2 separate regions of the Homo sapiens genome follow, and region 2 is linked to region 1. Evidence: chromatin loops called from intact Hi-C (ENCODE). Cell type or tissue: dorsolateral prefrontal cortex. All regions are shown on one strand. Links, peaks and the distances in the headings refer to the core of each region. The heading gives the core; the rest is flanking DNA. Region 1 overlaps C1QTNF7-AS1 (C1QTNF7 antisense RNA 1). Region 2 overlaps C1QTNF7-AS1 (C1QTNF7 antisense RNA 1).

What was found. Hi-C counts contacts between places; a loop is a spot of excess contacts. Peaks named below come from ENCODE experiments on the same cell type or tissue, not always from the same donor. Only the 100,000 strongest peaks of a DNase experiment are listed, where the experiment ranks them.
Region 2: a loop joins it to region 1, with 3 times the contacts of the local background. A loop is called at or near these places in 2 of 110 quality-filtered maps.

The regions. Positions count from the first base shown.
Region 1 is chr4:15,228,814-15,234,194 of GRCh38, forward strand. The region is part of intron 2 of C1QTNF7-AS1 (C1QTNF7 antisense RNA 1); the gene reads right to left. Among named protein-coding and RNA genes, the nearest start is that of C1QTNF7-AS1, 200 kb to the right of the region's middle. In dorsolateral prefrontal cortex, for the core only: CTCF peaks have their summits at 2,882 (motif pointing right) and 3,083; DNase peaks (open chromatin) are centred at 2,908 and 4,528; H3K4me3 peaks cover 895 bases; H3K27ac peaks cover 1,357 bases.
Region 2 is chr4:15,141,248-15,146,628 of GRCh38, forward strand. The region is part of intron 2 of C1QTNF7-AS1 (C1QTNF7 antisense RNA 1); the gene reads right to left. Among named protein-coding and RNA genes, the nearest start is that of CPEB2, 140 kb to the left of the region's middle. In dorsolateral prefrontal cortex, for the core only: CTCF peaks have their summits at 3,217 (motif pointing left) and 3,420; no DNase peak of the experiment used is centred there; H3K4me3 peaks cover 508 bases; H3K27ac peaks cover 3,564 bases.

The sequences.
Region 1 (5,381 bases), core at 275-5,274:
ACATTTTTTTCGGTTGTATGTTAATGTGATATTTGTCCATTAAAATTCTGAAAGTCTTTAAAATGAGAGGAAGAAAAAACTTCCCGGATGTTCAGCCTAATATACCTTTCTGGGTGATCTCTGCCTTTCATTGTCTTTTAATTTTTTTTTTTTCTTTTGAGCCAGAGTCTTGCTCTGTCACCCAGGCTGCAGTGCAGTGGCACCATCTCAGCTCACTGCAACCTCCTCCTCCCAGGTTCAAGCGATTCTCCTGCCTCCGCCTCCCAAGTGGCTGGGATTACAGGCGTGTGCCACCATGCTCAGCTAATTTTTGTATGTTTAGCGGAGACAGGGTTTCACGATGTTGGCCAGGCTGGTCACGAACTCCTGACCTCAAGTGATCTGCCCGCCTTGGCCTCCCAAAGTGCTGGGATTGAGCCACCATGTGAGCCACCACGCCCAGCCTCATTGTCTTTGAATCCTTCTACTACTCTGTAAATTGTAGAAAGCTGAGTCATGCAAATATTTGTGACCAGATCAATGCAAATGAATTGTGTCCCATAGAATGCAATTGCTCTGTGGATACTTATCAGTTTGTATCTATTAAGAAAATTTATTTCTGCATTCCTGGTTGCCTCAGAGTAGACACTCAAAAATGTTTGTTGACTGAATAAATGATATATGAATGAAGCTTAAAATAGAAACCATAAGAACCCTCCAATTAAAGTGTACCATTCTTATAGGTAAGGTGGGATTCATAGCACACCGCTCATCTTTCAGCTGCCAAGGAGCCTTGTCCACAATGCCTCTAGGCCCTTCAGCCTCTACAGGTTCAGCTACTCACTACTTAATGCTCACTCAAATATAGTCTCAAATGAGGGCACTCCCACTTGCTGTCTTTTTTTCCCCCTCCAGTCCTTGAGATACCATGCATGGGTGGGATCTTTGATCTTCTGCTGAATAAAGGCAGCAGACTACCTAGAAAGGAAACTGCAGAGTTACAATAGGTACACCTCACCATGGAACACTATACATCAATTACAGAGAGAAAAAGAAGACAGAGGGAGAGAGAGAGAGAGAGAGAGAGAAGTGGCAGAAAGATGTGGAACTTATCCAGGATGCCGAACGTTAAAAAAACTCAAATTGCAGAAGAACATGTTAGTATGATCCCATTCTTGTTAAAGCACTCGCATATAAGTTGGTGTATTCATGAAACAAAATGAACACAATCATATGCCAAACCTTTAAAAGAAAGTTGGGATTACGGAAAATGTTTCCTTTACAGACCATGTGTTTCTGTAATGTTTCAATTTTTTTTTTTACAATAATCACATATCACTTTTGTAGTAATAAAAAAAAACCTACAATTTTTTTAAGAGGAAAAGCAGTTGATTCTACAAATAGAAACCCATCTTAGTTCACTTGGGCTTCCATAAAATATACCAAAAACTAGATAGCTAATAAACAGCAGAAATTTATTGCTCACAATTCTGGAGGAAGTCTAAGATCAGGGCACTGCAGATCCACTCTCTGGTGGGGGACTGTTTTCTGGTTCATAGGTGGTGCCTTCTTGCTCTGTCCACACATGGCGGAAGAGGCAGCGCAGTTCTCTGCGGTCTGTTTTATAAGACACTAAACATTCTCACCTTACGGTATTTCTACCTCCTACTACCATCACATTGGTGGTTAGGTTTCAACACATGAATTTTAGGAAGATACAAACATTTATCCCATAGCAGAACCCTAAGATGCAGGCCCCAAGGCAGTTTTTGTGGGTGCCCAATGTAGGAAACATTAGTTTTTATAATATAATACTATTTTCAATCAGAACCAAAGAAAAAAAGAAATTGGGCAAATAGTGTTATCTTCAAACACAAAAGATAGCAACATTTTCAATGTAATGGTTTTCAAAGTACTCTGATAGAAACACACCTGGAATAAAACAAAGTTTATTAGGATTTTTCACTGTTTGATAGTGTTCATTATCTTACAATGACCTTAGTGCCAGGAATAATTCATCAGAGAAGTCTTCCTGTCACTGACGAATCTTGAAATGCTTTGTAAGTTTCCATCAATGTCAGTGTTTCCCAAGCTTGCTTTTAAAAGCATTTATTAAGCATCTAATGGGTGCCTGATATTTTATTACTTTCTTTCACATGACTATTTTCTTTTTGATTAAACCTTATTTAGTAAGTATTATTTTTCTCCTGTTTTTAGATGAGAAAACAAGGACTTAGGGTGGTTAGGAAACTACCTGATTACCAGCCACCTTGATATGAGGTAAAATGGGGAATGTGTGTATAAACGAAATAGAATTCAAACTGGAACCACTGTGCTAAGTGAACACAAGTGTCTCATTTCGTGGAGGACTCACCTTGGGCAACTGGCCCAGCACTCCTCAGTTATTTAGATCTAACACTTCCTTACACATTTGGGGAACATTGTTCTCAAACAGAAGGTCAGATGGTCCCTGAAGTCTACACATGAACTCCTTAAGAAACATTCCCGGAGTCCTATGACTAGGAAATAGCTTAGGTTTCTATGAGCTCTGATCCATTTGGATAGTTATAAACTCCCAAAAAGTGATATCTGAGCAGACATCATGTGTCATCGTGAAAATAAAATCATTGCACTGACTTATCTGAAATAGTCCTTAATATTCTAGCCACTGCCCCCTTAAGGCCATACTGTACAGACTTTTGGATTTGACAAACGTGGTCATCACCACACTGACAATTTAATCCCAATACTTCAGTGATGGTGCTGTGTGCTCACTGATATTAGGTTGGTGTAAAAGTATTTGCAGTTTTTGTCATTACTTTCAATGGCCAAGCCCGCAATTACTTTTGCACCAGCCTAATTCATTTTACCCTAGAGGTAAGCAAATGTGGCCATATTTTTATACCAGCACCAGGGGGCAGCAATGTGCAAATAAGGCCGCTCTGTGGCCTCCTCTGTTTGGCCTGGTTTGGGAGGAGGATGTGGTTCTCATTCCCTAGTGCTTCTCAGATTTAAAATAATGGTAATGTAATCATTTCAGCTCTGCTCTGGAAACTGCTGGTGCTAATTCATTTCAGATAAAAATACGCAGACTACACACATGTGCATCAAATCAGTCTTTTCAGGACTCAGGGTCTGCTCATTTGGGCATTTGTTCACCTAACCTTTAATCAGAAACTACTGCGTGCCAGGTACCGCCCTGGATGAGGCCATGCTCCCATCCAGTGGGGAAACAGACACACCCCATCCAAAACCACAACCTTCCCTACTTTTTCAGTTTCCCTTAAGCACTTATTTTTTAAATTTTTTTCTTGTGAGTGATTTGTCTACCTTGTTGGAACATAAACTCCTTGACAGCTGGGATTTTTATCTGTTTTGTTCACTGGAGTATCCCTAGCTACTAGAACAGCACCTGGGACATAATTAGGGTTCAATAAATATTTTTTGAATGAACAGGTATAAAATTATTGAGACACACCATAATGGAGGTGGACGTGCATATCTTCATATGAACTAGATTACGCTAAATTATTCACTTGAATAAATTTATTGTTTTATCATTCCCACTAGCAGTGAATGGGAGTGATGCCCGAAAATAACATTAAATTATCTGGTATTAGCATTAGAAGGAATTTGGGACATCACCAAATTCTCCTTTTACAGAAGAAGAAATTGAAGCCAAAGTGAAGAAGAGATTTGCCCAAGGCTACCTACATCCAGACGGTCGCGTCAGGATTCCAAGCCAGGACTTCTGACCCCAGCCCACTGTGTTTTCACCACACACCCTGCTGCCTGCCTGACTTTTTCATTTTCCTCAAATATCACCTCCTGGAACTATCAACTGCATAAGTTAATGACCTGATCTGTCTAATTCTTATTTGGTAATTGGCAGAGACCAGACTTGGCTGTCTGCATTCAAGGTCTCCAAATCAACCCTCTTAAAGGCATCTCTGCTCAGCCTCTCTGCATGAGATCTGGTATTTAGTTCCTAGCACCCACTGTGTACTAAGTTCTTCAGAAACATGTGGTCATTTGAACCTCACAACAATCCTACGCAAGTGCTATTACTATTCTCGTTTTACTGATGAGAAAATATAATAACAGTGTACATTGAACCCACAGGGCATGCAGCAGGAACTCAGGATTGTTCTAAGGATTCCATACTTGTGAGCTCATTTAATTCCCTGACAGCCTTTGAAGTGAGTGCTGTTACTGTTTTCTACTGTAGACATGGATATTGAAGTCAAAAGAAGGCAAGATGTTTGTCCAAGGCCATATCGCTGGGAAATGGCAAAGCCACCCTGTGTTTCATTACTGTGCTCTCCTTCCCCACTGAAAACAGAGGAGCTGTGGAGTCACGGGCACAAGGTCACACGGGCTGTGCCAGCTGAATCCACTTTTGTGCATGGTTTTTTCACAACGAGCTGGAGGTTTGGGCCAGAAAACCCTTTTGTTTGAAAGTCACAGATCTGAAACTCAGCACAAAAGAGGAGAAAGTGATAATGCAAAAGCTGCCTGGGCTGCAAGCAGCGTTTCCTCTTTGGGTTTGTTTTCCTTTCTAATTTGCCAAGCTCTTTCCAGGCTGAGGCAGCTGCCACACAAAGCTCTTGAGGAGATCCCACTAGCTGGCCAAGGGACAACCATTAGACAGATGGGCTGGACCTTCTGTTTCCACCCTTCCATCTGGGCACCAAGAGCCTGGGTCTGCCGTGGGTGTGGGGACACCCTGAAGCTTGCCCATTCCAGGCTCAACCGGATAATGAACTGAAGTCACCTCATAGCAACTTGGACGTGATGTTTGTGGGAATGAAGCTGGTTTGCTCTGTTATTCTGTTGAATTAATCTGGGCTCTGAGCCCCCTTGAAAATCATCAGGAGAACACAATCTAAAAAGATGGGCAGGAAGTGGTTCTTTTGCTGGCCGGAGGTGATTTTGCTGATTGAACTTTTACATGTGGTACGGAACAAATGAACAGAAAAGGCTCGGCTTACGAATCCTCTGCCGTTAGTTCATCTGCACATGTTCTGACCTCTGAAACTGAAGCATGCTGGTAAATCTCAGAGCCTCTTTCCAGCAGTGTCAAACAGTGTGATGAACAAAGGCTTTGAAGTCTGGTATACCAGGGGGTGCTTCACAACATACCCTGGGTGACTATATGACTCTGCCAGGTAACTTTGCCTCTCTGAGCCTCAGTGTCCTCATCAATGAAATGCAAGTTATAAAGCCTTTCTCACAAGGTTGTTGTAAATGTCTGGCACCTAGTATGTGCTCAATAAATAATGCCTATTATCATTCGGGAGAAAACTTTCATGGCCTAAACTATGGCAAAGGAGCAGGTCTGAGTCCTGGCTCCATCTCCTGCTGGCTAGCGGGCTTCTGACATGTCATCTCCCTTCCTGCAA
Region 2 (5,381 bases), core at 129-5,128, 88 kb before region 1:
GTCACATGGTGAGAGCAGGAGTAAAAGAGAGATAAGAGCGAGGTCCAAGACTGTTTTAAACAACCAGAACTAACTGAGCGAGTACTCACTTATCACCAAGGGGATGGCGCTAAACCATTCATGAGGGATTCGTTCCCAGGGTACAGTCTCCTCCCACCAAACCTCACCTCCAACACGGGGAACACGTCAACAGGAGATTTTGAGGAGACAAAGATCCAAACCATGTTACCTGTGTTCTTCAAACAGATTCATTTTGTGTTCAAGTTAGTTGGAAGTAATTTCTGTTACTTGCAATCAATACTTGGCAGCTGTAACCCAAATCCTAACTGCGAATTTCTTCATTTCTCCATACAACTGCCTAATACAGTCTATTTATTAGCTTTAGATTTTATCCCTTAGAAGTAGGCAAAATGACTCTGGGAAGAGAAGATTGTGGATTCTAAGAAGCCATTTACGTGTTAGCATGAATTAACATTATCCTTTCTTGAAGAAGTATTTTGAAAGTGCGGAAAATAAAGGGTGGGAAGAGTGTATCATTGGGCAAGAAAGAGGAAACTGAAGTTCTGGGGAACCACTTTAACAGATTCTAGAGTTCTATCTCATGTTAAACTCATATTCCTCTTACTGTTCTCTCTCTCATTTCCCGACTCCTGACAACCCCAGTTCTTTTCAGCCTACTGGACATCTCTAAGAAATTCTGGGACCTGTGGGGCCGGTGGCTCAAACCTGTAATCCCAGCTCTTTGGGAGGCCGAGGCAGGCAGATCACGAGGTCAGGAGATCGAGACCATCCTGGCTGACACAGTGAAACACTGTGTCTACTAAAAATACGAAAAATTAGCTGGGCGTGGCGGCGGGCACCTGTAGTCCCAGCTACTCGGGAGGCTGAGGCAGGAGAATGGCGTGAACCCGGGAGGCGGAGCTTGTAGTGAGCCAAGATCACACCACTGCACTCCAGCCTGGGAAACATGCAGGACTCCGTCTCAAAAAAAAAAAAAAAAAGAAAAAAGAAATTCTGGGATCTGTTGATGGTCACTAAGAGAAGGCTACATTTTAAATAATTTAGACTCTTCCATTAACAGGACCCACAGCTCTCTTTTCTCTGCAAGTGGCCATGAGGCATATGCATGGACACTCCCAGGTACAGAAAGCAGCTGTCCCTCTCAGCAGTCAATCCCTTTGAAGATTAGTATTTACATGAAGCTAAATTCAACTTCATGGATGATTTACCTATTGACTAGAAGTTTTTCTTCTAAAATCAACCTGCTTTATTGTCAACATATAGTCCTTCAAACACTGGAAAACAGTTATTGAGGGTGCATAAAGATTTCACTGAGCAAAATGTATCTAGGCCTCACAGGCACACATTTAGATTTGTTGATGCGCTTCCCATGCTGGGTTATTTCTCCATCTTGTAATTGTCTCTTTGCAAATGTAAGGCCAGAACTGGGCAGAGAATGAACTCCAGATATGATCAAATCAATGCAGAAGAATGCAGGCCTATCACTTCCCTTGATCTGGAACTTAAACTTCTGTGAGATTGTATAACATTTTGTTAGCTTTCTAAATCATTGGTTTGTTGCAAACTCAGTTTATTCAGAAGAAAGATAACGATGGAGTTAAGAATGGAAAGTAGAAAGAAGTCATAGAGGTTTATCTGCTTGCTAAGGTATTTTGACTTTTACCTATTGATGATGAAAAGCATGCCTGTAGCTAGAACAGGTCACATATGTTCTAAGTGCTATATTTTCAATTCAGTGTTTGAACCCAAATATAGGACTTCTCTTTTGCCCTACTTGTCCTGGATTGGGGCTGCTCCCTATGTAGTTTGACCCAGTGGGAGCTCCTTGCTAGGGAGGGGCTGGATCCTGAAGGATGTTGTCTTCCTTCCTCCAAGGAGATTTCCATTTCTTATTTTTAAGCATAACTCTCTACCCCCACCTCGACCCCCGCCTGCCTTATGAAGTATCTGGAGAAGATAGTGGTTGATTATATCAAGAAATGTGAGGTCAGAGAAGCGGCCATTGGATCTGGCAAGGTCAAGGTCATTAGTGACCTTGAACAGAGACATTCCTGTGGAGTGAAGGGAAATGAAACCTCTCTATTTCCACCACCACCAGATTGACTTGGACACTTCTCATCTAACTCCTGGGTGACCTCCCCCTCCTAATCTCCCTCATCAACCCATCCTCACATCACCACCATCTTGGGCACAGGCCCAGACATAATTGTTTCCTACTTACATCTTTGGTGCTGCATTTTCTTGATGACAAGGCCCTTCACAATCAAGTCCCCACAACGTTTCTTGCACTGTCTCTGACACCCAGTATTCTAGTTACTCTGGACTATTTCTTATTTCTCAAGTCGTGTGCCTGCTACCTCTGTGGTTTGATCATTTAGTTCCTTTCTGCAGCAGGTAGTTTTTCTAAGACTTTGCTCATGGAGCCATCTGGAATCTCCCCAAACTCCCCCTGCCTCTCCCTCTTCTGTTTACCTGGCAGAGTAGGGGAGAGGTGGCAAGCTGAGAGATAGGGGAACTTCACTTCTAATTCTGGCTCTGCCACTAATAGGCTTGGTGACTTGAGTAAAGCCTTTCTCTGCTCTGGGTACCGATGTCCCACTCTCTGAAATGAGGGGGTTTGACTGCAATGGTTTTAAGGGCCCTTTCATCTGGAATATGCTCTGATTCCAAGGACAGTGGTATAGATTACACACGGGACACCTACCACCAAAACTGTAGAAAGAGAGGCTATTAAACCCTGTTAATTAGAAGCTAACCTGGTCTTTGGTTAAATGGGAAAGAAGGTGATGGTGGGGGCTTCTACGGGGAACCTGCTTTGCTGGCTGGTTTTCCACGCCTAGGTCTGGGGCACAGCATCTGACAGGTAAACTTGGCCAATGTTCAGGATTGGCCAGTGGACCCTCACTGAGCCGGCATGGCCAGTTCCAGGTTTCAAATACTTCTTCAAATGTCCAAAGCTTTGGGGCCTGAAATAGAATTTTCTTTTAAACCATTGTTATATGACGGTAGAAGTGTTCCTCACTTCGAGATGCTTAGTGATGACTAGTTTTATTTTTATACCCACCATTTCCTCTTGAAGAAATTAAACAAATAAACAGATGCCACCCTCTCTCCCTCTTCTCTTTTTTGGCTTAGGTCCTCCGACAATGCAGTGCTTTCTGCACCATCTGCTGGCTCTGCAAAGGTAATTAACAAAGGCACACTATTCCCAGATGAGGCTGGTTTATAAAGGACAAACCATGCTAGGAAAACGGAGAGGAACAAAGTAAGATCGTAGCAGACAGGCAAGGCTGCTGCAGTCCTGACTGCCAGTGGAGTGTGTTGTTAGAGCTTCTTGTCAAATTATAACTCCTAAAAATGAATTCAAACAGATTTAACCAAGGACATGGAATTTCACCCCTGCTGGGAGCCCTAAAGAAAGGGTGAGGAAAATTGTAGGGTGTCCAGTATTTTCTGACTCCCAGATCTTATTTTCTATATTTAATGTAATTTTTAAAGAAGGAGATATAAAAACTAACGTCAATGGAAGCTCAAAGTGAAAGATTGTGTGGGACGTTGGACTTTGGATCAGAGGCAGGCAGATTCTGTCATTCACCAACTCTCTGACCTTCAACATGTTATTCAACACCCCCCACCACCCCGAGCCTAATCCCCATACCTGTAGGTTGGGAACAATAATAACCCGAAACCTTCAGGGCCATTGTAATAATCAGTGAAACAATAAATTTGAGTCCGAAATCGTACCCAGTGCCAGGCTAGTACCAAGCCCATCCTAAGTAGTAGTTGTTAACATTCTCTTCGTCAGGTAAGGATCGTCATGACAGATGGCCTAATCCACCCTTAGCGGCAGGGAAGCAATAACCCTTCTAACAAAATTCACGTTCTAAAAGGAGCAGAAACACTGGAAATAAAATGAAAGAATAGAGGGGTTGACTTTAACAAAGAAAAGTAAGACCTAAAAATGTGTTCGGGGGAAGAAGGCATAATTATAGACTACACATATTCAAAACACATAAATCCCAACAAAGTAAGGGTTCATTCAGATTAAGATTTAGGGGTTTAAATAGGCCTATGTGGTGGAAACGTAAAAAGTGAAAACAATGAAAAACAAAAAGATAGGTTGTAATAAGATTAAAATATAAATTGCAGGAGCAGAAAACTGTCTTCTTGAGAAGGAGGATGTCCTTACTTGGCACGTTTAAAGTTAGATAGGACCAAATGGAAGATGGTTCTTAGCCATCTTATAGAGGCTCTTAGAAGACAGAGAGTGCCGTGATGATGATGATGTTATTGATGATGATCACAACAATGATGGTGATAATGACAGTGATTGCTTTTTTGTTCTCTTTGCTGGTGTGGTCTGGACTCAAGGAACCTGCTTCTGGTTTCCCAGAGAAAAACATCCCAGATAGTGCTGTTTTATGAGAGTCCCAGGCTCCTAAAGGCAGTCAGAAGGTTGGTGTTTGTTTTCTGACAGCAACAAAAGGTGTCTGAGTCAGTAAAATGATGACAGCTGTCAACAGTGCATAGTCCCCTCACCAATGGCTGGAGCTCGATGTTTGTGAAGCAAGTGAATCTTAGTAAATATCAAATTAACCCACACTTGCCACTGGTGCCAGAGCTCTTAAAATGTCAACGTGCCAAGGGACACCTGGCTCATTGCCCTAACCAGCGGCCGGCAGCCCAACCTAGAGGAACAAAAGACACGGCGATCCTGGTTTATTTGGGAGACTTTATCTTCTTCATACTCAACAGGCTTCAATATTGACATTCTCCCTGGTGATGGCTGGGAATCCAAGTCACAATGGCCTAATGCATCCAATTTTTCCTTCGAAATCCAGCTCAGATACTGCCAATCTGTGACGTGTTCCTAAAGACTGTTACCAGCGACAGAGAGTTAAATGCTCCTCCCTTTGTCCCATGTTATGTCAGGGACATCCTGGTATCATCATTCATCAGATCAACTTTCTCCTACTACAACTCACAATTATAGTAGACAGTAACAGGTATGGGTTGATTAGCTGGGCATATGTTGATTCAGAGAGGCTTTTTATAAGAGGAAACCTTTGATTTTAAGACATGAGTAGGGTTTTCCTAAATTGATGAAAGAAAAAATGGAATTCCAGCATACAGACCATCTTGCACCATTGGCACCCCTCCCTGCCCCCGTGGAAACCAGGGCTCTCGGTGTACTTGCCCTTTCTGAAACATCCCTGGCTGTTTCCTGTCTCCCTGATTTCCTGTGTTGTTACCTGCGCTTGAACTGCCCTTTCTGCTTATGTCTACAGGAAAAAGAAAAGCTTGCCGCAAGTCTCTTCTCCTCCACAAAACCTTTGCAGACCTTTGTAGGCAGAGATGAC